Linked DNA regions of Homo sapiens: region 2 is linked to region 1. The links are chromatin contacts, found by Hi-C or POLR2A ChIA-PET in ENCODE. All regions are on one chromosome and are shown on one strand. Each heading gives the region's core, a stretch centred on a gene start or an enhancer-like site at or near the end of the contact. The rest is flanking DNA. Distances are from core to core; before and after follow the strand shown.

Region 1 (4,795 bases), core at 1,983-4,482:
TTGCCAGAGTGAATTCCACAGTGTTTGTGATAAACCCTAATAATTCCACCAGAGGGCAGCAAGCCAACATGAAAATTCTATTAAAAAGTCTTTTTTTAGAGACAAGAGTTTGGCTCTGCCGCCCAGGCTGGAGTGCAGTGGTGTGACCTCGGCTTACCGAACCCTGGCCCCACCGCAGACTCAACCTCCCAGGCTCAAGTGATTCTCCCACTTCAGCTCCCCATCTGCGAGTAGCTGGAATATAGGTGCGCACCACCGCACCTAGTTAATTTTTGCATTTTTTGTAGAGATGGAGTTTCATCATGTTTCCCAGGCTTGTCTTGAACTCCTGGGCTCAAGCTATCCATCTGCCTCGGCTGCCCAAAGTGCCGAGATGACAGGCGTGGGCCACTGTGCCTGGCCAGACAGAAGTTTTCAAGTAAAGAATAAATTTAGCTGAAGAGCAGTGTCAAATTATTTCTATCCCCACCCTCCTGAATTAAATCTTCGTAGTCTCTGATTCTCTTTGTCATATTCTTAACCATTTGGATTCTTTTCAGTGCGTCTGTGTTTGTTCCTTTTCCCCAGTATGACCCCTTTCTATTTTTTTTTTTTTTTTTTTTTTTGAGACAGAGTCTTGCTGTGTCGCCCAGGCTGGAGTGCAGTGGCACGTTCTTGGCTCACTGCAACCTCCGCCTCCCAGGTTCAAAAGATTCTCCCACCTCAGCCTCCTGAGTAGCTGGGATTACAGATGCCTGCCACCTTGCCCAGATAATTTTTGTATTTTTAGTAGAGATGGGGTTTCAACATGTTAGCCAGGCTGGTCTCAAACTTTTGACCTCAAGTGATCTGCCCGCCTCGGCTTCCCAAAGTGCTGGGATTACAGGCGTGAGCCACCTTGTCCAGACCCTTTTCTCTATCTTTATGAAAACATCTCTCCAGTAGATCTTCAGAGTAAAAAAAAAAAAAAAAAAAGGAAAAAAGAAAAGAAAAAAGAAAAAGAAAAGAAAACATCCAGCAAGGTCTCGGAGGAAAAATAGAAAATTAGAAGACTGGAGTGAGTCATGTTGATTTTCTGGTGTAAAATTTGTATCGAAACCTTACATAAATACTGAAGAATTCACAAGTTGTAAATATACAGCTTGGTGACTGATTTTGATATCCAGACAGTTTTTTTCCCACTTGCACACACTCCCCGCAAGAATGCATGCTGGTTTGTAAAGTCATTAATTTACTGGTGCATCAGTGGATGGCTCTGTGTCTTCTGGCTTTATCTTGGCCCAGAAAGACAGGAATTAACGTTGAGCCTAGTAGTCTTTGGCCTTTGTGCCAAAGCAGTCTGTGGGCCAGCCTTGTGTAGTGATCAAGCAGTATGTTTAGATGTCAGGCATGACACGGGTTAAAAAGCCAGCTAGGGGAAAAATGGGAAGTGGCATTTTGCGATCTCATCAAACAATCTTGATATAAACTTAGAGAACAACCTCTTGGCAAATGGAGAGCAGCTGTAGGTTTCTGACTGAATGTGCAAGAAGAACGTGAATGAAAGAGATATACTAGGTGGGAGCAGTCAGGGTAGACTTCCTGGAGGAAGTGGACAGTGTTGTGTGGATTCACACTTTGGAGATATCAAAGAGGAAGAGTATTCCAAGTGGGGGTAACAAATAACAAGGGAGGCAAAAAAGAAAAGTATGAGGGAACAACAGGATGTTGTCAGGAAACTAAGGCTGAGCTGAAATCCAGGTGACCCAGAGAAGCCTTGAGAAGGCTTGTGGCATCTTGTGGAGCAAGTGGGGAACTTGCTCTGTTTGAGAGAATATGCCTGGAATATATGGGATATCATTTAAATTTTCTAAAGGTTATCTACAAGATAATTTCAGAGAATATTCGCTCCCACCTCAGCGTAGGAAACAATGAAACCCTGAAACATTTATTTATTTATTTTCCTTGCTTTTCTTTTTTCTTTCTTTTTTTTTTCTTGAGATGGAGTCTTACTCTGTCACTCAGGCTGGAGTGCAGTGGCGTAATCTTGGCTCACTGCAACCTCCGCCTCCTGGGTTCAAGCAATTCTCCTGCCTCAGCCTCCCGAGTAGCTGGGACAATAGGCATGTGCCGCTATGCCTGGCTAATTTTTTGTATTTTTAGTAGAGACGGGGTTTCATCATGTTGGCCAGACTGGTCTTGAACTCCTGGCCTCAAGTAATCTGCCCGCTTTGGGCTTCAAAAGTGCTAGGATTACAGGTGTGAGCCACTGCACCCAGTCTTTTCCTTACTTTTTATTTTATTTATTTATTTATTTATTTTTTAATTGATCATTCTTGGGTGTTTCTCACAGAGGAGGATTTGGCAGGGTCACAGGACAATAGTGGAGGGAAGGTCAGCAGATAAACAAGTGAACAAAGGTCTCTGGTTTTCCTAGGCAGAGGACCCTGCGGCCTTCCGCAGTGTTTGTGTCCCTGGGTACTTGAGATTAGGGAGTGGTGATGACTCTTAAGGAGCATGCTGCCTTCAAGCATCTGTTTAACAAAGCACATCTTGCACCGCCCTTAATCCATTCAACCCTGAGTGGATACAGCACATGTTTCAGAGAGCACAGGGTTGGGGGTAAGGTCACAGATCTACAGGATCCCAAGGCAGAAGAATTTTTCTTAGTATAGAACAAAATGAAAAGTCTCCCATGTCTACCTCTCTCTACACAGACACGGCAACCATCCAATTTCTCAATCTTTTCCCCACCTTTCCCCCCTTTCTGTTCCACAAAACCGCCATTGTCATCATGGCCCGTTCTCAATGAGCTGCTGGGTACACCTCCCAGACGGGGTGGTGGCCGGGCAGAGGGGCTCCTCACCTCCCAGTAGGGGCGGCCGGGCAGAGGCGCCCCTCATCTCCCAGACGGGGCGGCTGGCCGGGCGGGGGGCTGACCCCCCACCTCCCTCCCGGACGGGGCGGCTTCCTTACTTTTTAAAAATACGTTTGTCTTCAACTATTGGATATCTTCATCTAATTTCTAGTGTTTTTTTTGGTTGTTGTTGGCTTATTTGATTTTTACTTTTTGGTTAATAACAAACCTTTTAAGGAGTTACATAGACTCTTATCAGTTTACTTTTCTAATTTGTTTTCTCCTGAATTCTCAGTTACCTTGGATTGATTGTGCTTTGGGTTCATCTTGCTTTTTCTTAGTGGCTACTTTCAGTTTCCTTCCTCTTCAGTTTGGCAATTTTTTCCCTTTTCAAGCAAGGAGCTCCTCCCTGTTGAGGCGTCACGGGTGGCGGGCAATCCTTACCCGGATCCTCCCACAGCTTGCTCTCTGGAAGCTCACACTGCACCGTAATTATGAAACTTTTGATATTGTCCCTGATGGCTTCTGATGCAAGCTGGGACAGCATTTGTCTGTTGATAAGTGAAACCAAGTTCCTGAGATCTGGCTCTCTTTTGCCCTTCTATCCAATACCAGCAAGGCCCTAGTTTCAGAGCATTTTGGGGACTTATGATCCCTTCTAGTTACCTCTGCATCTGTGCCCCTTTTCCCCTCAAATTAGTTCATAGAGATTTTTGAAGCACCCATGTTACTCAAATAGGCCCATTTTTAGCATGTGGGAGGTAAGGCCTAGATGTGAATCCCTCATAAGCCAGGCAGATCAAACTGTGTGTATGCATGCAGATTTGGCCCAGGAACACTCTTCTCCTTCAGGGCCCATTGTCTACAAGGACAGAAAAGAATTCTTAAGGCCATTCACTATCTCACATTTTCTGTTATTTTTCTGTCTTTTCCTTTTCCCCCTACCCACAGAGAAACATTAGAATCATTGCCCTTTAGAAGAGCAGAACTATGATGCCTCCTGTCAGGGATGGAACGAGGCATTCCATGCAGATGACAACCCAAAGAGAGCAAGAGTGGCTCTATTTATATCAGACAAAATCGACTTTAAGTCAAAAACTGTCACAAGAGACATTAAAGTATATTATATAATGAAAAAAGCATCAATCCACCATGAAGATATAACAATTATAAATATATGCACTCAATATCAGAGCACCTAAATATATGAAACAAACAATGACAGAACTGAAGGGAGAAATAGCCAGCCATACAAAAATAGTAGGAGACTTCAACACTGTACTTTAAATAATGGATAGAACATTCAGACAGAAGATTAATAAGGAAACAGGGGACTTAAACAACATTATAGACCAAATGGACCGAACAGAAATACACAGAACGTTCCACCCTACAGCAGTAGAACACACATTATCCTCAAATGCACATGGAACTTTCTCCAAGGTAGATCACAAGTTGGGTCACAAAACAAGTCTTTGCAAATTTAAGAGACTGAAATCATACCATGTATCTTTTCTGACCATGATGGAATGAAACTAAAAATCAATGGCAGAAGGAAAAATAGAAAGTTCACAAATATGTGGAAATTAAACAACACACTCTTGAACAACAATTAGGCCATAAAAATAAAAAAAGAAATTAGGAAATATCTTGAGATAAATGAAAAGAAAAGCACAACATACCCAAACTTACAGGATAAAAGCAGTACTAAGCAAAGAAGTACTAAGAGGTACTTTATTGCAATACACATCTGCAGTGAAAAAGAAGAAAGATCTCAAGTAAATAGTCTAACTTCGTGCCTCAAGGAGAGGAGAAGAAGATGAAGAAGAAGAGGAACTAAGCCTAAAATTAGTGAAGGAAATAACAAAGATTAGAGTAGGAACCAAGAAAATACAGAATAGAAAAGCAATAGAAAAAAAATCAACAAATTTTTTGAAAAGAATAACAAAAGAATTGGTTTTTTGAAAAGATAAACAAAAT
Region 2 (4,716 bases), core at 105-2,604, 620 kb after region 1:
ATATGCTTCTAAGAAAAGTTATACTGTAGTAGTGTAATGAAAGCTACTAGTGTTTTATTAGTATTTCACAAGAACAATGTTACTCTGTCTCCCATATATAACTGTCTATGGGCTTTTATGATTATTCTTTAAAAAAAAAAAAATACTAAGGTAATGCCTACCGGGGAACTCATGGTGCTGGCTTCATCCAAAGTCTGAGCTGTTTTGGCTTTATACTCCGAAAGACTTTATTTTCATACATCTTAACTAAAAACTGGGGCTTTAAATTGGTCATTCAAGGCCAGGCGCGGTTGCTCATGCCTGAAATCCCAGCACTTTGGGAGGCCGAGGTGGGCAGATCACGAGGTCAGGAGATTGAGACCATCCTGGCCAACACGGTGAAACCCCGTCTCTACTAAAAATACAACAACAACAACAACAAAAATAGCCAGGCGTGGTGGCTTGCATCTGTAATCCCAGCTACTCAGGAGGCTGAGGCAGGAGAATGGTGTGAACCTGGGAGGCAGAGCTTGCAGTGAGCCGAGATCGCATCACTGCACTCCAGCCTGGGCGACAGAGCGAGACTCCGTCTCAAAAAAAAAAAACATCGGTAATTCAAAGCATAGACCAGCCCTTTTTCAAGTGATGTTGTTCCCATGACAATCCATCAGTGAAAAACCAAATACCATATTCCAAGCTGCTAGTCACAGAGAAAACAAGCAGATGAGATGAATGTAATAGAAAAGACTAGAGTTAGTTTTGGGGTCATCTTTAGCCAACATTCCATTGCCTGAAGCTCAGTAATCTGAATCCTTTTTAATTTGAGCACATCAGGGAACAGCTGAATACCCATGCTGAGGCATAATTTAAGCTGTCAAGTGTCTCCTGTCAATATACATGTGGTCATCTGATGCAAGGCAAAGAGACAGTCACTCCTGCTTCTTTATATCCCTAGCTCCCAACATGGTGTCCTAATGCATGATAATCATGCAGTAAATGTTCAGTGATGAGAACATGACTTTGAGCAAGGCTGTATGATCTGCCTCAGAACAAGTGAGTCAGTAAGAATGCAGGCCCCGGACCATAGGAATGTATTACAGTTTTGCCCAAGAAACCACAAACGTTGGAAACACTCAAGTTTCTTTCTCGTATACATCAGCTGGTGTCATGCAATGGGACATACATCTGACGCTTCCCTGTTCTTCCCTGATTTGTCCTGCATGTCTCCATACCTCTTCCATCCACCTCATCTCCCCACCTCACCTTTCTTTTTCTTTGTTTGGCTTTATATAGGTGCTGGGAGTCCCTACAGAGGATACTTGGCCGGGAGTCTCCAAGCTACCTAACTACAATCCAGGTAATATTGATCTGAGCTTCTGAATACTCTGAGAATTAGTAATGTAAGGAGAGCATTGGCCACGCTAACAGGGCGTTCTTGTATTGTGAACTCAGCGGCAAAGATGGGTGTAGAGGAATTTCTACATTCATATATTCCCTGACTAATCTTTGTATGAGGAAGACACTGAAAGAGTAGCTGAGGTTAGACCAGTTCCCCAGCTCTGTAAAACACAAGTAGCAAGCTGAATAGAATTTGAAATGACTATTACTGTGGATTCCACATCCATTGTCAAATACCCAATGGCTCAAAAGAACAACTCAAAAGATGGGCTCACTTTTGGGCCCCCTGACTGTCATAAGTGTATTGATTAGTATTGAATTGCATATGTATAAAAAGAAAGCTAATGCAACAGAACAGAGGTAGAGGCTCGCTAGGCCTAGGACATGCCAAGTAAGCTGTCTGTAGGTTATACTTACTAAGAGTTCATTCATTGCCTGTAAACCTGACACTTGGTCATTGTCTCTCACACATTTCATCTTTCAAGACTGGCTTCTGGGATCGATTTAGAAGTGCTGGAAGTGTTATCCATGGGGGAATTCTTTGAGAAGCTGTCGCAGGGCCACATCAGAGGGATCAGATTAAGCAGTAGTCACTTCAAGGATGTTGAGACAGAGGGGAGGAGACAGGCACTGAACTACAGGATGAAGGATCATATTAGAAGCTGAAGAAGCAAATAAAGCCCATGCCAAAGCTGAGCTCTCACTGGCAGGGTTGAAGGGGAGGTAGAAAGGTACAGATAACGACAAGATTAGGGTGGATATGCTCCAAGCCAGATTTTTCTAGTCTTTATGGTCTTACATTGTTCCATTACTAAAAATGAAATCTTCCCAAATTGTTGTCCTTACTTTTTTTTTTTTTTTTTTGAGATGGAGTTTTGCTCTTATCGCCCAGGCTGGAGTGCAGTGGCACGATCTCGGCTCACTGCAACCTCCACCTCCTGGGTTCAAGCAATTCTCCTGCCTCAGCCTCCCCAAGTAGCTGGGACTACAGGCACCCGCCACCATGCCCAGCTAATTTTTTGTATTTTTAGTAGAGATGAGGTTTCACCATGTTGGCCAGGCTGGTCTCGAACTCCTGACCTCAGGTGATCCACTTGCTTCAGCTTCCCAAAATGCTGGGATTACAGGCATGAGCCAGCGCGCCTGGCCTGTTGTCCTTACTAACTTTGGTATGAGATTATCCTGGAAGGGTTTCCTGAGAGCAAGAAATTGTAGGTAGAGTTAAAATGTGATTAAAGAAGAGAATAAAATACATAGGGAGCTGGGGACTCTTTTTCTTATTTTCTTTAGCATCCAATACTTTTGCTTACAGCTATCCATAGGGATCTGGCATCTTGAACCACCAGGATTATGGAAGCCCTACAGCAAGCTAAAGACTAACTGTAAAGTCCTTTCAGCTGCTTTGTGAATGGTTATATCTATTGCTAAAAGGCCTTAATATCATTTGCAAATAGTTTATGATTTCTAACTATTTTTCTAGAGTTTAACACGTGAGAAAAATGCTACTCTCTGGTCACAGGACTTAGAATAGTGCCTATTTCCATTGGTCTGAGATAGAGAAAAAAGAACAAGTTTCTTGTGGAGCCGTGGTCCAGTCTGCAAATTGCTCCTATCTCCAGTTGCCATGGTTTCCAGGAGAACGTGGCTCTCATCTTTTCCTGCCCTGCCTGTACTTCTCCCTGTCCACTCTGTTCTCTATTTTCCCTCAGCTTCCTAACTGAGAATGCCAGCAGAAGTTTAGAGTCACAGATGGATTGTAGGAAACAATTTGGATGATGCCAATACAAAGCTACTGTGGTGGGCATATGCTGCTCCCCCAAACTTCAGACATTTGGGTTTCAGGTTGGTCCAGGCAATCAACAGTGATCCTTAATACAAAATGTCTTGGTGAGAGCAATAATCAAGAAACTTGGCCAAAGTGCTTCCCTGCCAGATTGTGTGCTTAATAAGATAACTGGGTTCCGGCCGGGCGCGGTGGCTCACGCCTGTAATCCCAGCACTTTGGGAGGCCGAGGCGGGTGGATCATGAGGTCAGGAGATCGAGACCATCCTGGCTAACAAGGTGAAACCCCGTCTCTACTAAAAATACAAAAAAAAATTAGCCGGGCGCGGTGGCGGGCGCCTGTAGTCCCAGCTACTCGGGAGGCTGAGGCAGGAGAATGGCGTGAACCCGGGAAGCGGAGCTTGCAGTGAGCCGAGATTGCGCCACTGCAGTCCGCAGTCCGACCTGGGCGACAGAGCGAGACTCCGTCTCAAAAAAAAAAAAAAAAGATAACTGGGTTCCAATAAAACAGAGAAAATATGTTACATTTTAAAAAATTTTCTGTTGTTTCAAAACAATGTGCAGTTTTTCTATATAAGAAGAAAAGTCTCCAGGCCCAACATCCATAGGGCTCATCATCCATTGTTTTTCTTTTAAGTTTTCAATTTAATCCAAATAAGTCAAAAATTTTCAGGTACCTACTATCTGCCAGGTGCTGTGCCGTGCGCTGGGGCTACACAGATGGAGAGGGTGCATTCTTGGATCTCTAGTGTTTGGGTTTGGATTCATTCACCCACACTCTTTCACCAGTTCTCTTTGTTACTGGGGTGCTCATTTGTGAGCCCTGCTTCCATGGCTTGGAGAGTTTGTGGCTGTGGGCCAGGCTGAGCTTATGGAGCAAAGGGAGTTGGAACCTTAGCCATAGACATGATGTCTAAACCTGGATTTGGAAATCTTAAAAGTCCAGCCTATCTTGGGCCATGGGGTCAGTATTATTGATAACTCAATCCCAAGGACTGTGTTTTAAAAGGGTCTCCAACATCTGCATTTCAGGAACATCCTCTTACGTGAGTCAATAAGTTCCTTTTGAGCCACCCCCTACCCATCCCCATCCCTGAGCTGCTGTGGCTTCTAAACACTTGAATGTCAGTGATTAAGGGGAGCAGAAGACAAGCTGGGAGCCAGGAAAGTGTCACAGATGAGCACCGTGTCAGCAGCATTCTGGATGAGCTTCCCATTCCTTTCCTTTTCATTCTAAGTAGTCCTAGGAGCCCCCAAACTTTGAATCAGCCAGTACAATTTTGAGGGAGTCCAGTTGTCCGGAACTTGGGAGAACCATCCAGTGTCCATCTACACCCATGCCTCCATTTCTAGGCCTTATCTGGACACCTCTAGGAGGACAGCAAAGTTTCCATTTGTACAGCTTTTAAAAAGTCACCTGATGCTGACCCAGTCGGATTTCTCTGACAGTTAACTGTTTTCTTGGAGCTTTGATGAGCAGGGTTGTAAGTTTTCTAGCCATCAATTCAGATTCTAGTGCCTGATTAAACCTGGGCAAGGTAAGAGGGTTGTATAAT

What was found. A loop is a pair of places that touch in the nucleus more often than their neighbours do. ChIA-PET counts read pairs that join two places held with the same protein, here RNA polymerase II (POLR2A). Pooled maps may share reads with other maps.
Region 2: a loop to region 1 is called in a map of PC-9, with 4 times the contacts of the local background. The contact joins two enhancer-like sites. A Hi-C loop is called at or near these places in 4 of 168 maps with a recorded cell type or tissue (CD4-positive, alpha-beta T cell, CD4-positive, alpha-beta memory T cell, PC-9 and 1 more), 11 of 37 single-sample maps with no recorded cell type and 15 of 50 pooled maps. POLR2A ChIA-PET finds 5 or more read pairs at or near these places in 1 of 52 experiments (A673).

What each region holds. Positions count from the first base shown.
Region 1 is chr2:201,236,504-201,241,298 of GRCh38, forward strand. It overlaps a transcript of CASP8 not described here. Among named protein-coding and RNA genes, the nearest start is that of CASP8, 22 kb to the right of the region's middle. Within about 2 kb of position 3,233, at least 11 of the 41 ENCODE cell types and tissues checked have a DNase peak (open chromatin) inside an H3K27ac peak, as active enhancers do.
Region 2 is chr2:201,853,602-201,858,317 of GRCh38, forward strand. CDK15 (cyclin dependent kinase 15) reads left to right here. Exons shown (of 14, transcript NM_001366386.2): 10 at 1,273-1,336. Among named protein-coding and RNA genes, the nearest start is that of CDK15, 49 kb to the left of the region's middle. Within about 2 kb of position 1,355, at least 4 of the 41 ENCODE cell types and tissues checked have a DNase peak (open chromatin) inside an H3K27ac peak, as active enhancers do.